2 separate regions of the Homo sapiens genome follow, and region 1 is linked to region 2. Evidence: chromatin contacts called from ENCODE Hi-C or POLR2A ChIA-PET data. All regions are on one chromosome and are shown on one strand. Each heading gives the region's core, a stretch centred on a gene start or an enhancer-like site at or near the end of the contact. The rest is flanking DNA. Distances are from core to core; before and after follow the strand shown.

Region 1 (6,803 bases), core at 2,063-4,562, 340 kb after region 2:
CATGGCTAGGGAGACCTCACAATCATGGTGGAAGGCCAAAGGCATTTCTTGCAGCAGCGAGAGAGTAGATGAGGAAGAAACGAAAGCGGAAACCCCTTATAAAACCATCAGATCTCATGAGACTTATTCACCACCATGAGAATGGTATGGGGGAGCCGCCCCCATGATTCAATGACTTCCCACCAGGTCCCTCCCACAACACATGGGAATTATAGGAGTACAGTTCAAGATGAGATTTGGGTGGGGACACAACCAAACCATATCAGCTTGTTACACCTCTCCAGAAATGGGAAATTTTTTTTTTTTTATCACTTTGGTGCTTATAGAGGCTTCCTATGTGCCAGGTCTGTTCTAAGCACTTTACACCTGATGGCCCATTTCATCCTCATGACAAATCTATGGAGTAGATGTACTTTACCCCCCGCCGCCCCAAGAGCTCCAAAATGTGAGGCCTTGGGAGGGTAAAGCATTTATTCAAGGTGAGCATTTCCTACAGTAAGAGGCAATCTGGCTGCCGGGTCCGTGTTCTTACCCACAGTGCTAGTGATTTTTCTACAGGCACCAGAAGAGCCTCCTCATTCGTGGTTTGGGTTCCCTGGTCACTAGATCCCAGGTGGACAGTGCTAAATTTGGGCATGCCACTCACTGCAGTTTAGTCACACCTTAGTCTCACGATTTGGTTTTTCTGGAGAACCCTAACTAACACAGTACCTACAGGGTGTTCTGTAAATATACATGTTTCATCAATGCATGGATTTGATTTTGGTATTTTGAGTCTCCTCTGGGCATCAGTCTACAACTCATCTTGGGGATGGTTTATACCTGCAAATAGTCCACCTTATTAACTGCTTTCTTCCTAGTTTCTCAGTGAGTGACATTTTCCTGACCTCTTTTCCAGAATCTAGAAGCAATTTTCCAAAGCCCATTTCCTAAAGGAGGCCCTTACACAGAGCAGTATATACCCAATAAGGGTCTTTCCTTTCCTTTCCTTGAACCCTTATCAAATCTTTCTAGTCTTTTTTTTTTTTTTTTTTTTTTTTTGAGATGGAGTTTTGCTCTTGTTACCCAGGCTGGAGTGCAATAACGCGATCTCGGCTCACCGCAACCTCCGCCTCCCGGCTTCAAACTATTCTCCTGCCTCAGCCCCCTGAGTAGCTGGGATTACAGGCACACACCACCACGCCCAGCTAATTTTGTATTTTTAGTAGAGATGGGGTTAGTCAGGCTGGTCTCAAACTCCCTACCTCAGGTGATCCGCCTGCCTTGGCCTCCTAAAGTGCTGGGATTACAGGTGTGAGCCACTGTGCCCAGCCAAATCTTTCTAGTCTTTCAAGGGTAAACTGATACACAGCTCTCCAGTTTCTTTATTTGTGTCATTTCATTTAATCGTTCATTTTATTTTATTTTATTTTTTGAGATAAGATCTGGCTCTATCACCCAGGCTGGAGTTCAGTGGCACAATCTCAACTCACTGCAACCTCTGCCTCCCGGGCTCAAGCCATCCTCCCACCTCAGCCTTCTGAGCAGCTGGGACTACAGGTGCACACCACCATACCCAGCTAATTTTTGCATTTTTTGTAGAGACAGAGTCTTGCCATGTTACCCACGCTGGTCTCCAACTCGTGAGCTCATAAGATTTGCCTGCCTCAGCCTTCCAAAGTGCTGGGATTAAAGGCGTGAGCCACCATGCCTGGCCTTCACAGTTCTTTTTTTTTTTTTTTTTTTTGAGACTAAGTCTCGCTCTGTCTCCCAGGCTGGAGTGCAGTGGCGCGATCTCAGCTCACTGCAAGCTCCGCCTCCCAGGTTCACGCCATTCTCCTGCCTCAGCCTCCCGAGTAGCTGGGACTACAGGAATCGGCCACCACGCCCGGCTAATTTTTTGTATTTTTAGTAGAGACGGAGTTTCACCATGTTAGCCAGGATGATCTCGATCTCCTGACCTCGTGATCTACCCACCTCAGCCTCCCAAAGTGCTGGGATTACAGGCGTGAGCCACCGCGCCCAGCCCACAGTTCATTTTAAACTTCAATCTAGAAATGGGAATCTCAAGCAAAAGAAGGTGGATGTTTTTATTTAAGGCCCTCAAAGGAGATAAGGAAGTTCAAGAAATTTTCCAAATGGAGTTGCAAGCAGAGAGAATCATGGAGACTTACAAAGGTGCTCGATCTTAACAGGAGCTGTTATTTGTTTGCAGATTTGCCTGGGATCTTCTTGTGGGCCTACATACTCCCCATTGTCACTGCAATAGAGCCAGGATCCAGCCCAGTGCCTGGTCAGAAGAAGCTCCATTAGTGCTTAAGAACTGTATTCAATTGGAACTTTCAACCAATTCAATATGGTCACAACGGGTTGGCTCCTAGTAAGCTGCTCAGTAAGTGTTTCTTCAGGTGACGTTGGCAAATGAAAGGCAGTAAGGCCCAGTGATTTCAGATCCAGACTGTGGTACTCAGAACCATATAATCCTGGGGTCAAATCTCAGCCTTGCTTGCTTCTTTCTGCGTGCCCTGAGCCTCTCCCCTGTAGAGAACCTATTTCACATTGTTGCTATGAAAATGACATGAGATCATGAATGTGAAATTTATCATAGTATTGCTCATACTACTACCTTGGGCTGGGAACTATTCCTGGGCTTTCTCATTTAATCCTCTTGCAATTCAAAGAGGAAGGCGCTCTTAACTGCCCCACTTCTTACAGATTAAGAAGTTGAGGAACAAGGGCTGGAGCGGTGTCTCCAAGGTCACGAAGCTAGTAAGAGTGGGTATAGATCGCAGATGCAGTGGCTGGTCTTAACCGTTAAGGGAGAGCTACGAAGTCCCACGTGTGGACAGTAAGTACTCAGTAAAAGTACACTGTTACTGTTACTGCTGCTGCCATTGTGCTGGACAGCCGGGGAAAGTGAGGGGCAGAGAACTTGAGTCCCCATAGCTACTCCATAACAGAGCCAGAACCACGGGTGGCTCCAACATTCAGATCTGGGGTACCAAGCCTTGTTGCTTGTTTCTTAACTGCTTTCTCCAAGGCCTGCCCTGGGCAGCCACACCCAGAGTTCTCACGACACCCTGGAGCTCTTGCCACCCAGAAGTTCTTGCCACACCCTGCCTGCTCCCGGAAGGTAACAGGGCCACTGAAGAAGGGCTGCATTGTTGTGGCCTTAGCCTTGGCCCTGAAGGCCAGGAGGACAAACACTTTGGCTTGTAAGTACTGCAAATCAATAAACAGTAAAACTCAGAATAAATGCCCTCTTGAACTTCAACTGACCTCAACTCCAAGCTGGCTGGTCCTGAGGACAAATACCCAGGAACGTGATTCCAGGAGAGAATACTTCTGCATGGCATCCAGTTGCTACCTGGCAGGAGGGTGTTTGCCTTTGAGAGAGGTGGGGGCAGGGGTATCAAATTCTCCTGGGGAAGACAGGAAGTTTGCCAGCGCCACCCAGAGCAGAAAAAAAGTGTGGCAGTATCAATAAAGATGACAATAGCAAGAGATCTCCTTTTTTCCTCAGAGTCCTGGCCTGCATGAATAGGTGAAATCACAACAGCTAAGATTCAGTGAGTGCTTCCTGTGTAGGCCACGTGCTGCACTTAGGACCACACGCATGGGTTCGTTGAATGCACTCAACAACCCTATGGCATGGATTTTATTATTTTCATTTTTCAGGTGAGAAAACCATGGTACAGAGAAAAGTAAATCGCTTCCCCAGGGGCTGCTCGGCCCCCAGGAGGCAGAACCAGAGTCTGAACCCAAGCGATCTTTTACGGCCCTCCCCTGCAAGCTGGCAACGGAGTATTTCCCTTTATGGTCCCTCTCATTTAATTTTGAATCAGATGTCTTATGCCAAAGTATATACAGAAAGGACACCACTTTGGAAGGTATCTTTGTCCATTCTGGCTACTATAACAAAATACCATAAACTGGGTGTCTTTTTTTTTTTTTTTTTTTTTTTTTTTTGACGGAGTCTCGCTCTGTCGCCCAGGCTGGAGTGCAGTGGTGCGATCTCGGGCTCACTGCAAGCTCCGCCTCCTGGGTTCACACCATTCTCCTGCCTCAGCCTCCTGAGTAGCTGGGAATACAGGTGCCCGCCACCACGCCCGGCTAATTTTTTGTATTTTTTTTTTTAGTAGAGATGGAGTTTCACAGTGTTAGCCAGGATGGTCTCGATCTCCTGACCTCGTGATCCTCCCACCTCAGCCTCCCAAAGTGCTGGGATTACAGGCGTGAGCCACCAGGCCCGGCCAACTGGATGTCTTATAAACAACAGAAATTCATTTCTGACAGTTCCAGAGGCTGGAACTCCAAAATCAAGGCACAGGCAGAGCTGGCATCTGGCGAGGTTCTGCCCTCTAGTTCATAGATGGTGCCTTCTCACCATGTCCTCCCAAGGTGGAAGGGGTGGGAGGTCTCTCTTGGGCATCTTTGATGAGGGCACTCTTCCCATTCAGGAGGCCTCTGCCTTCATGACCTAATCACCTCCCAAAGACCCAGCTCCCAGTACCATCACCTTAGGGGGTAGGATTTCAACATATGGATTTTAGGGAAACACAAACATTCAGACCATAGCAGAGGGGATGAGAGACCCCTGAAGCCTGCTAAGGCTCCTGAGAGCAGCTGACAAATGTATAGGATTTTGAAGAAACTTTTAAAGTCCCAGGGCAATCAACTTTGTTCCTGCTCTGAGTCTGAGAGGTCCCCATTCAAAGTTAGCCCCCTCATTCAGTCTTTTTTTTTTTTTTCTTAAATTTTGAGACAGGATCTTACCCAGGCTAGAGTGCAGTGGCACAATCACGGCTCACGGCAGCCTCCACCTCCCAGACTCAAGGGATCCTCCCACCTCAGCCTCCTGAGTAGCTGAGACTACAGGTACACGCCACCGTGCTTGGCTAATTTTTGTATTTTTTGTAGTGACAGGGTTTTGCCATGTAGCCCAGGCTGGTGTGGAACTCCTGGGCTCAAGCAGTCCACCCACTTTGACTTCCCAAAATGCTGGGATTACAGGCCTGAGCCCCTAACTCAGTCTTTATTGCACAGCATTAAAAGGGTGGAAGGAGCGCTTCACAGAGCCATTCTCCTCCTCCCACCACCATGAGAGGTACAAATTCTACCAAACCTCGTCTCCTGTCTGCCTCTGGTGCAGGTTGAGGTTTGGCCTTCAGGGATTGCTCCTCTGAGCTAATTTCTTGCAAAGGATGTGACAAAGGTCACTAGAGAGAAAACACCTCAGCACGTGTTCCATAGGCCAATGCGGTGAGTTCAGCACAGCCCCATCAGCACGCAGACCATGTGAGAGGACTCATGCATGGGAGGCCACCCACGAACAGGGCTATTTTAATAGAATGTCTTCGGGTGTGGTGAGAAAAACCCCGGCTTGGAGTGTTTGTGGTTCATCTGGAATCAGGCAGCGCTGTTATAAGCTTGGGGCCTATACAGGCTTCCTGGGTTTCTGCTTATTGATACACATTGTAGGTCCTCCAAGAACGGTCCTGAATCATTCCCTTGGTTATGTCCATGTACCGGATCATTCCTTTGATTAGTACACTGTAAATACTTCAAGAATGCTAGAGAAAGTTTTGAGATCAGAGCCTTTCCCACAAAAGGTCAGGAGTTCCAGTTCTCAATAAGCCGAGGTATCTGTGGTTAGAGGAGTCCAGAAAATGCGGGCTGTGTGCGCCCCCTGCTGGAGAGGGAGGCCCAGGCACGCGGAGCTTCTAGTTCAGGGCCGGGGTCCTCTTGAGGGTTCTCGGAGCACCTTCTCGCGGCTCAGAGGGTTCTTCTTCCTGTCCTTCCAGGGCGGCCTTGCGTGAGAGCAGGACTGCTAAGGGTAATGTGGCAATCTAGAGCCAGATTGCCGGGGTTCGAATCCTGCTTCTGCAACTGCTCTGTAACTTTTGGCAGGTCATTAAACCTCTCTGTGCCTCACCTTCCTCATCTGTAAAGTTGGGATGATCATATTAGAGCCTACCTCAGAGAGTACTTATGAGACATAAACGAGATAACATCTCAAACACTGAGGCACAAACAAAGCAAATGTCAAAACACTTAGAATGGTGCCTGGCACATAGGGAGTGTTATGTGTTAATTATATATTAATTATTGCTATTATTAATATCATCATCATAATTCTCTTGGTTATTAATAAAATCTAAGAGAAAGCTTTTCTCCTCTCTCTCAACCCTAAGGGTCACTTTCACGGGCATCAGAAATTCTAACAATCCCAGAGCCAGGATTACAGGCATGAGCCACCGCACTAGGCTCATTATTCTAGATACTAAGAGGAGGGAAGAAACTGCTAACTCTATTCCAATAAAAACATCTTCTTCAAAGAAAAAAGGTAAGCCAAGCACAGTGGCCATGCCCGTAATCCTGGCACTTTGGGAAGCTAAGGTGGGAGATCACTTGAGGCCAGAAGTTTGAGACCAGCCTAGGCAACCTAGCAAGACTCCCCCTCTACAAAAAAATTTAAAAATTGACACATGCCTGTGGTCCCCGCTACTTGAGAGGCTGAGGTATGAAGATCATTTGAACCCATGAGTTTGCAGCTACAGTGAGCTGTGATTGCACCACTGCACTGCAGCTTGGGCAACAGAGTGAAACACTGTCTCTAATTAATTAATTAATTAATTAATTAATTAATTTTTAATTAAAAAGAAAAAGAAAAAAGAATAACTTTCATATCAGCCAGGCACTTCCAAAGTTGTTGGGCTTGTTGGTTGTCTCTGATAGCAAAATAATCTATAGACTGCCTTTTATTTCTGCTTTTGGGAAAATTTAATAAAGTTTGGTTTCTGAGGTAGTACCCTCAATTTAAC
Region 2 (6,031 bases), core at 2,835-5,334:
TGGCAGGAGGACTTGAATAGAAGTCTTTGGAGTCGGAAGATCCTACATGGCTTCACGAGAGAAGGGAAAATGTTTATCATTTCATTTTCCTGTGCAGAAAGGACTTCAGCCTTTCTGTCAATGCTAAAGATCTATCTTCTTTCAAAGATAGGAAGTCAGGGTGTCTGCAAAGCACATATTTTCCCACTGGGCTGACCCCAAGTTGACCTTTATACTCCTCTCCACTATCTGTTAATTCCTTGTGTCTGGGTTCCAATGGAAGTGTGGACAGAATGAATGAATGAAGTGAGATAATGGTTGCCTCTCTCACAAAGCTAACACATAGTAGGCTCTCGAAAAAGGCTTCGTCTAATTAAAAAGCAATATTTATTTACTAGCTCTGGCAGCAGATTTGGTCAGCAAAGAGGTCAAAGGGTTGACTTGAATTAGGTTTGAAGGTTGGCTGGAATTCAATTACCCATGACCCTCTAGTCTCTCCTGCCAGCCATGATTAATGGAGGCTGGCTAAAGTAGGATGGGGTTAGTAACACTGAAATCAACCTTCTCTGGAGAATAAAGACGCTGAAATTATCTAAGGAGCATTCTCAAGCCAGATGAGATTTCTTAGGTGGGAAATAACCTTGTGATTCAGCCCAATAACATCAGGGATCAGATCCAGAGACAAAGGACATGCACAATAAAGCTGGGGAATCCTTGCTCCTAATTTTTTCTGACAATCACAGGGGCCTCGTCACCCTGCCTAACATGGATAAATTATCATCAAGGGCTGTGGATGGTTTGGATCTGGATTTTTAAACATCTTGCTTGAGGATATTTGGGGTATACATTAGGGAAAAAGGTCAATTAAAAATCAGATAACTGCATCATTTAAAATAAGAAGAGACTCTACCCTGATCATCACCACTTTCCTTTTTCCCAATACAGATTTTTCCCTCTCGGCCTCGCCCTAATGTTGATCTAATTGCCTTCTCACAATACAAGAAGGCCTTGAAAACTCGGGATTCAGCTACAGGTTTCTTTTTATATTAAAACTTTCTTTTGGAGCTGATCTCTTAGAAGATATTTTGAAAATATGAAGATAATAACAGTTTCTTGTTTGCTTGTTTTCTGTTATTATTTACTAACTTTTTTGAATAAATTTTCAACTTTTTCCAGTCCTTTTGCTTTTGTCTAGCAATGTCTTATGCAGTAGGTAAGGGAAGCTCAAGGAGACATTTTTCCTTTTTGTTATTGTTCTAAGTCTGCACCTCAGTTTCTGTCCTGCTTTGTTTTCAGAGCTCAAGTTCTGTAGCCTATCCTAATTTGCAAGGCTGGCTTATGAGACAAGTTAAGGAATCATTAAGGCACCTACCCTTTGCCTCTTCATTGGCCAAGTAGCTTAATTAACTTAGTTGAAATGCAGTCTAGTATTATGAGAGCAATTGCATTTGTGTATCTTAATAACTTACCTGTCCTCATGCAATAGTCCACATCCCTCTAATAAAAATATATACATGCACATGCGCTTTGACGTATCGATATTCAAGCTCACAAAATAAGCTCAAACTTGAAAAAGATCCAGACTACGGCAACGTTTATTATTTTTAGAGCATAACCTAGTCATTTTGATTAATTCGTTTGGATTGCTTTTTCCTGCAGCTCCCCAGGGAGAGGTGGGAGGAAAAGGCGGTAAAAACATAAATTTTCTTTGGTGATGAGTTCGCATGTTTAGAACTGTAACATGGCAAATCATTGTGAAATCTTCTAATGGATGCCTGTCTCATGCCAAATAAGCCCAGTACCCAAAGCACATCAAGAAATAATTGAAAGACACTGGACTGAATCCAAAAGGTTGTGGCTAATGTTTCACCTAATCTCTCTCCCAGGTCTCTCCTGCCTACTGCCGGCCCTACCCACAAGATGTGAACTTCAGAGCCTTCTTGCAACTGCTTCTTGGCTATTTTCACCCTCTAACCCTCTGGAAGAAGAATGAGGACTATTATGAAGGCAAAAGCATAAAAGGGGAAAAGATTAGCCTCCAGAGTAGGAAGATTGGGTTGTTGGAAGCCAGCACAAGTCTTCCCCTGAAAGAGTTAATTCGCCTCCAATGGGGGTAGGGACTGACCTGGGAGGGGCCTCAGCCTACATAGGACAGGCCTAAAGGCCCCATTGGGGCTGAAGGTGACACTGGGTCAGATCCCTAGGATTCTGCAACTTGAGGTGGGAGTGTCTATAAGCTGGAAACAAAAGTTTCAAAAAAAAAAAAAAAGCTCATTTTGTTTTCAATTCGTTTTATCTTGGCTCTATCTCAGGCACCACTGACTTCAGACCTTTCAAAGCTAAGGGTGGGGTAGGGTGGGGCTTAGTGATTTTTTTTCTTAAAGAGAGAGAACAGGGAATGTGCCTTGAACATGCACAATTTGCTTGAACATGATCATAGTCATTAATAAAAACATTGAGCAATATTTGCTTCTATGTCTTTGGAACTGGCATTTGCAAAGGTAGCATTGACAGATCAGAGAACAGAAAGGAATTCTGCGGTTACTCGTGGAGGAATTTGGACCTGTGAGATATTCATGATGTTAATTATTTATAATTTCAGTTGTTTTAGGCCAGGCTTTGAGCTTCAAGATAATGTGCTCAGAATTGGCAACAAAAATGGTCATTTTTTTGCTAGTAATTACTGGCTTTGAGCTTCAGCTATTTTAGAAGGACACAGAGAGATCTTTAGATCATGTATTCCTGACTTAAGCAAGGAAGGAAAGAAGGAAGGAAGGAAGGAAGGAAGCAAGGAAGGAAGGAAAGAAGGGAGGGAGGGAGGGAGAGAAAGGAAGGGAGGGAGGGGAGGAGGAGGAATAGGAAGAAGAAAAGAAAGGAAAGAAGGAAGGAAGGAAAAAGTAAGGCAGGGAGGCAGGCAGGAACAAAGAAAGAAAGGAAGAAAAGAAGTAAAAAAAATTTTTTTAAAGGACAACCCACAAAACCTCAGAATTTAACTAAGTTCCAGGCCTGAAATTTATTTTTTTGAACAATAGAGATGCACTATACTGTAAGAAAACACAACATGTAAAAATTCAAACTTGCCAAACTAAACAGAGAGAAGTTAAACATTTTACAGGAAAATTTGCTACTAGGACATGTTAAATAAAAGCGCCCTCAGTATCTTTAAACTAGAGATTGATGTACACTTTAACCTTTTAAAACCACGTAAAGTGAAGTCTCCCATGTAAATATCATTCTTAATGTGGAATATCCACACTTGAAAGTCACACATTGCTGGGGTTCAACCTCAGCTTCACCACTCATAGCATGTGACTGTGGCCAAGTTACTTCACCTCTCTGAGCCTCAGTTTCCCCATCTGTAAAATGAGGGCAGTGATAGCACCTGCCTGATTAGACTTAACTGAGTTGCTACACAGAAAGCCATGAGGAAGTCCTGCCACTCAGCAGGTGTTTCATGGCTCTTAGCTTCCTAAGCCTTCTCTTTCCTTCCTACTTCTGGGACCACGTGGTTCAGCCAGCATGGAACAAAAGAAAATTTGACCCACTTTGTAGCTTTAGATGCCTCAGCTTTATGCCAAGTAAGTTGTAACCTCAAACAAATGGGACCCAGAGAGCTTATGGCTGTTTCTGCCTTTCTCATATTTATTTATTTTTTAAACAAATACTTGTATAATGCTTACTATGTGATAGGCATATTCTAAGCACTTGGCAAATACCGACTCATCCAATCTTTTATAACAACCCTATGAAATATATAGTATTATTTATTATTCCCATCTTACATTTGAGGAAGCAGAAACACAGAGAGCTTAAGTAACTGGTCCAAGGACCATAACAGGTACCTGCACAGCCAAGAACTGAACCCAGACAATCTAGTCCATTCCCTCAGTAGGTCTCATGGGTGTATTATTTATTTGGAAGGCCTGCTGAAACCAAAGCAGCCAAATGAAATACCAGGGCCAGTTCTGCACAGACTAAAAAATAACAGCAGGGCCAGAAGTACTGAAGTTGCAAAACCCTCTGCTGATAAGCTTTCACTGCCAGAACCTCAGACCAGAGAGATCTAGATGAAGTTGACTGAATAAGCAAGCTGATTTCCAGTCCTTTGGCACACTGCCCTCTCTCCACTCCTACCACCTAAAAGGGTGCAGACTCCTCTCAGGTTTCTTCATTCTTCCTCACTCTCTTGGCTCAGTGAATGTGAAATTGCTGGCTGTTGCAGCCTAAGTGGGTGGAAGGGTGGCTGGAGGACGGAGAGCATTCAAGTAGTCAAAGAAAAAAAGAAATAACTTGTTTTAACATTTTAATAACTCTAATTTTTAAAATTATCAAAGCAATACCTTTTTTTTTCTTTTTTTTGACAAAGTCTCACTCTGTCACCCAAGTTGGAGTGCAGTGGCACGATCTCGGCTCACTGCAACCTCCACCTCCCGGGTTCAAGTGATTCTCCTGCCTCAGCCTCCCAGCAATACCTCTTTATAGCAGACATTGCAAAGTGGCTGACTCAGCCCCAATTCCTAACACACACATCCCCATCCCTCCTTCCACTTTCCAGCTGGGGATGGCCATGTGACACAAATCTGGCCAGTTAATGTTAAATCTGTGATGGCGTTCTCGTTTGTGTTTTCCTGAGACAGTCCTTCCTGTTCCTTTCCTCTCTCTTTGAATGAATGTGTGATAACTGGTGGGTACAATGACCACATGAAGGCCATGAAGGAAAAGCCATAAACATTTCAGACATTGGTCTTGGCATTGTTGAGCTGCTGAACCACTATTGTTTGAATTTTTGTTACTTACAGCCAAGGACAATCTTATCTTTACAAAGTTCATTATTTTAAAAAGTTAGAAAATACAGGAAAAATAATAACAATGGGGGAAAATAGCATCTGTAATCCTACCATCCAGAAATAACTAAAATCAATATTTCAACATATATTCCTTCAATTTTTCCTCTTTTTTATTGTTTTACAAAAATTTGGAGTAACGCTCCAGAAATAGTTTTGTAACTGATTATTTTACTTACCAATGTGCTATGGCCATTTTTCTATAACAATTATTCATCTACTTATCATTGCATGGATGTTCCAAGGTTTATCTAGCCATTCCCTATTGTCAAATATTTGTTATTTTCCATTTTTAACCATGGTAAACAGTAATAGTGTGAACATGTTTGTAGATGCATCTTTATCTGATTATTTCCTTAGGATAAATTCCTAAAATTGCTGTGAATTGCTGGATTAAAGGGAATGCACATTTTATAGGCTTTACGGACCTATAGATAAAATGCCGTTCATAAAGGTTTTACCAGATTTTCTGCATTCACTTATATTGTGTGCCTTTTTGTTACATCACTATCAACACTGGGATTTAAAAATGTCTGTCAGCTCAATACGCAATGTATAGATTAATTTAAACTAATTTAATAATTTATTGTTTGACATTGTATTAGTCCATTTTCACGCTGCTGATAAAGACATACCCAAGACTGGGCAATTTACAAAAGAAAGAGGTTTAATTGGACTTACAGTTCCACATGGCTGGGGAAGCCTTACAATCATGGTGGAAGGCAAGGAGGAGCTAGTCACATCTTACATGGATGGCAGCAAGCAAAAAAAGCTTGTGCAGGAAAACTCCCTCTTATAATAACTATCAGCTCTTGTGAGACTTACTATCAGGAGAACACCAGGGGAAAGACCTGCCCCCATGATTCAATTACCTCCCACTGGGCTCCTCCAACAACACATGAGAATTCAAGATGAGATTTGGGTGGGGATACAGCCAAACCATATCAGACATATTTCCATGACATCATTTCCCATTTTCAATTCTATGAATTACCTATTATGTACCAAACACTGGTCTAGGCAGTTTGCATATTCTTTTTTTAAAAATCTTCACAAACCATTATCTTTTATTTTGAGTGAGTAAACTATGGCTCACTCATAGTAAGGGGCTAAGTTACTTGTCTGAGATCACACAAACTGGTAAGTGATCAAACTAGGGTCCATAACTAGGTCTGCCTGACTCCAAAGTAGAAACTATAATAAAGGTT

What was found. Hi-C counts contacts between places; a loop is a spot of excess contacts on that map. ChIA-PET counts read pairs that join two places held with the same protein, here RNA polymerase II (POLR2A).
Region 1: a map of Calu3 shows a loop between it and region 2 (6-fold over the local background). The contact joins two enhancer-like sites. A Hi-C loop is called at or near these places in 1 of 168 maps with a recorded cell type or tissue (Calu3). POLR2A ChIA-PET finds 5 or more read pairs at or near these places in 2 of 52 experiments (HEK293 and MCF 10A).

Annotation. Positions count from the first base shown.
Region 1 is chr4:38,725,644-38,732,446 of GRCh38, forward strand. No RefSeq gene overlaps it. Among named protein-coding and RNA genes, the nearest start is that of TLR10, 54 kb to the right of the region's middle. RefSeq lists an enhancer at 5,203-5,572. Within about 2 kb of position 3,313, at least 8 of the 41 ENCODE cell types and tissues checked have a DNase peak (open chromatin) inside an H3K27ac peak, as active enhancers do.
Region 2 is chr4:38,383,512-38,389,542 of GRCh38, forward strand. LINC02513 (long intergenic non-protein coding RNA 2513) reads left to right here. Exons shown (of 2, transcript NR_149123.1): 2 at 1,866-2,248. Among named protein-coding and RNA genes, the nearest start is that of LINC02513, 20 kb to the left of the region's middle. RefSeq lists an enhancer at 1,977-2,271. Within about 2 kb of position 4,085, at least 9 of the 41 ENCODE cell types and tissues checked have a DNase peak (open chromatin) inside an H3K27ac peak, as active enhancers do.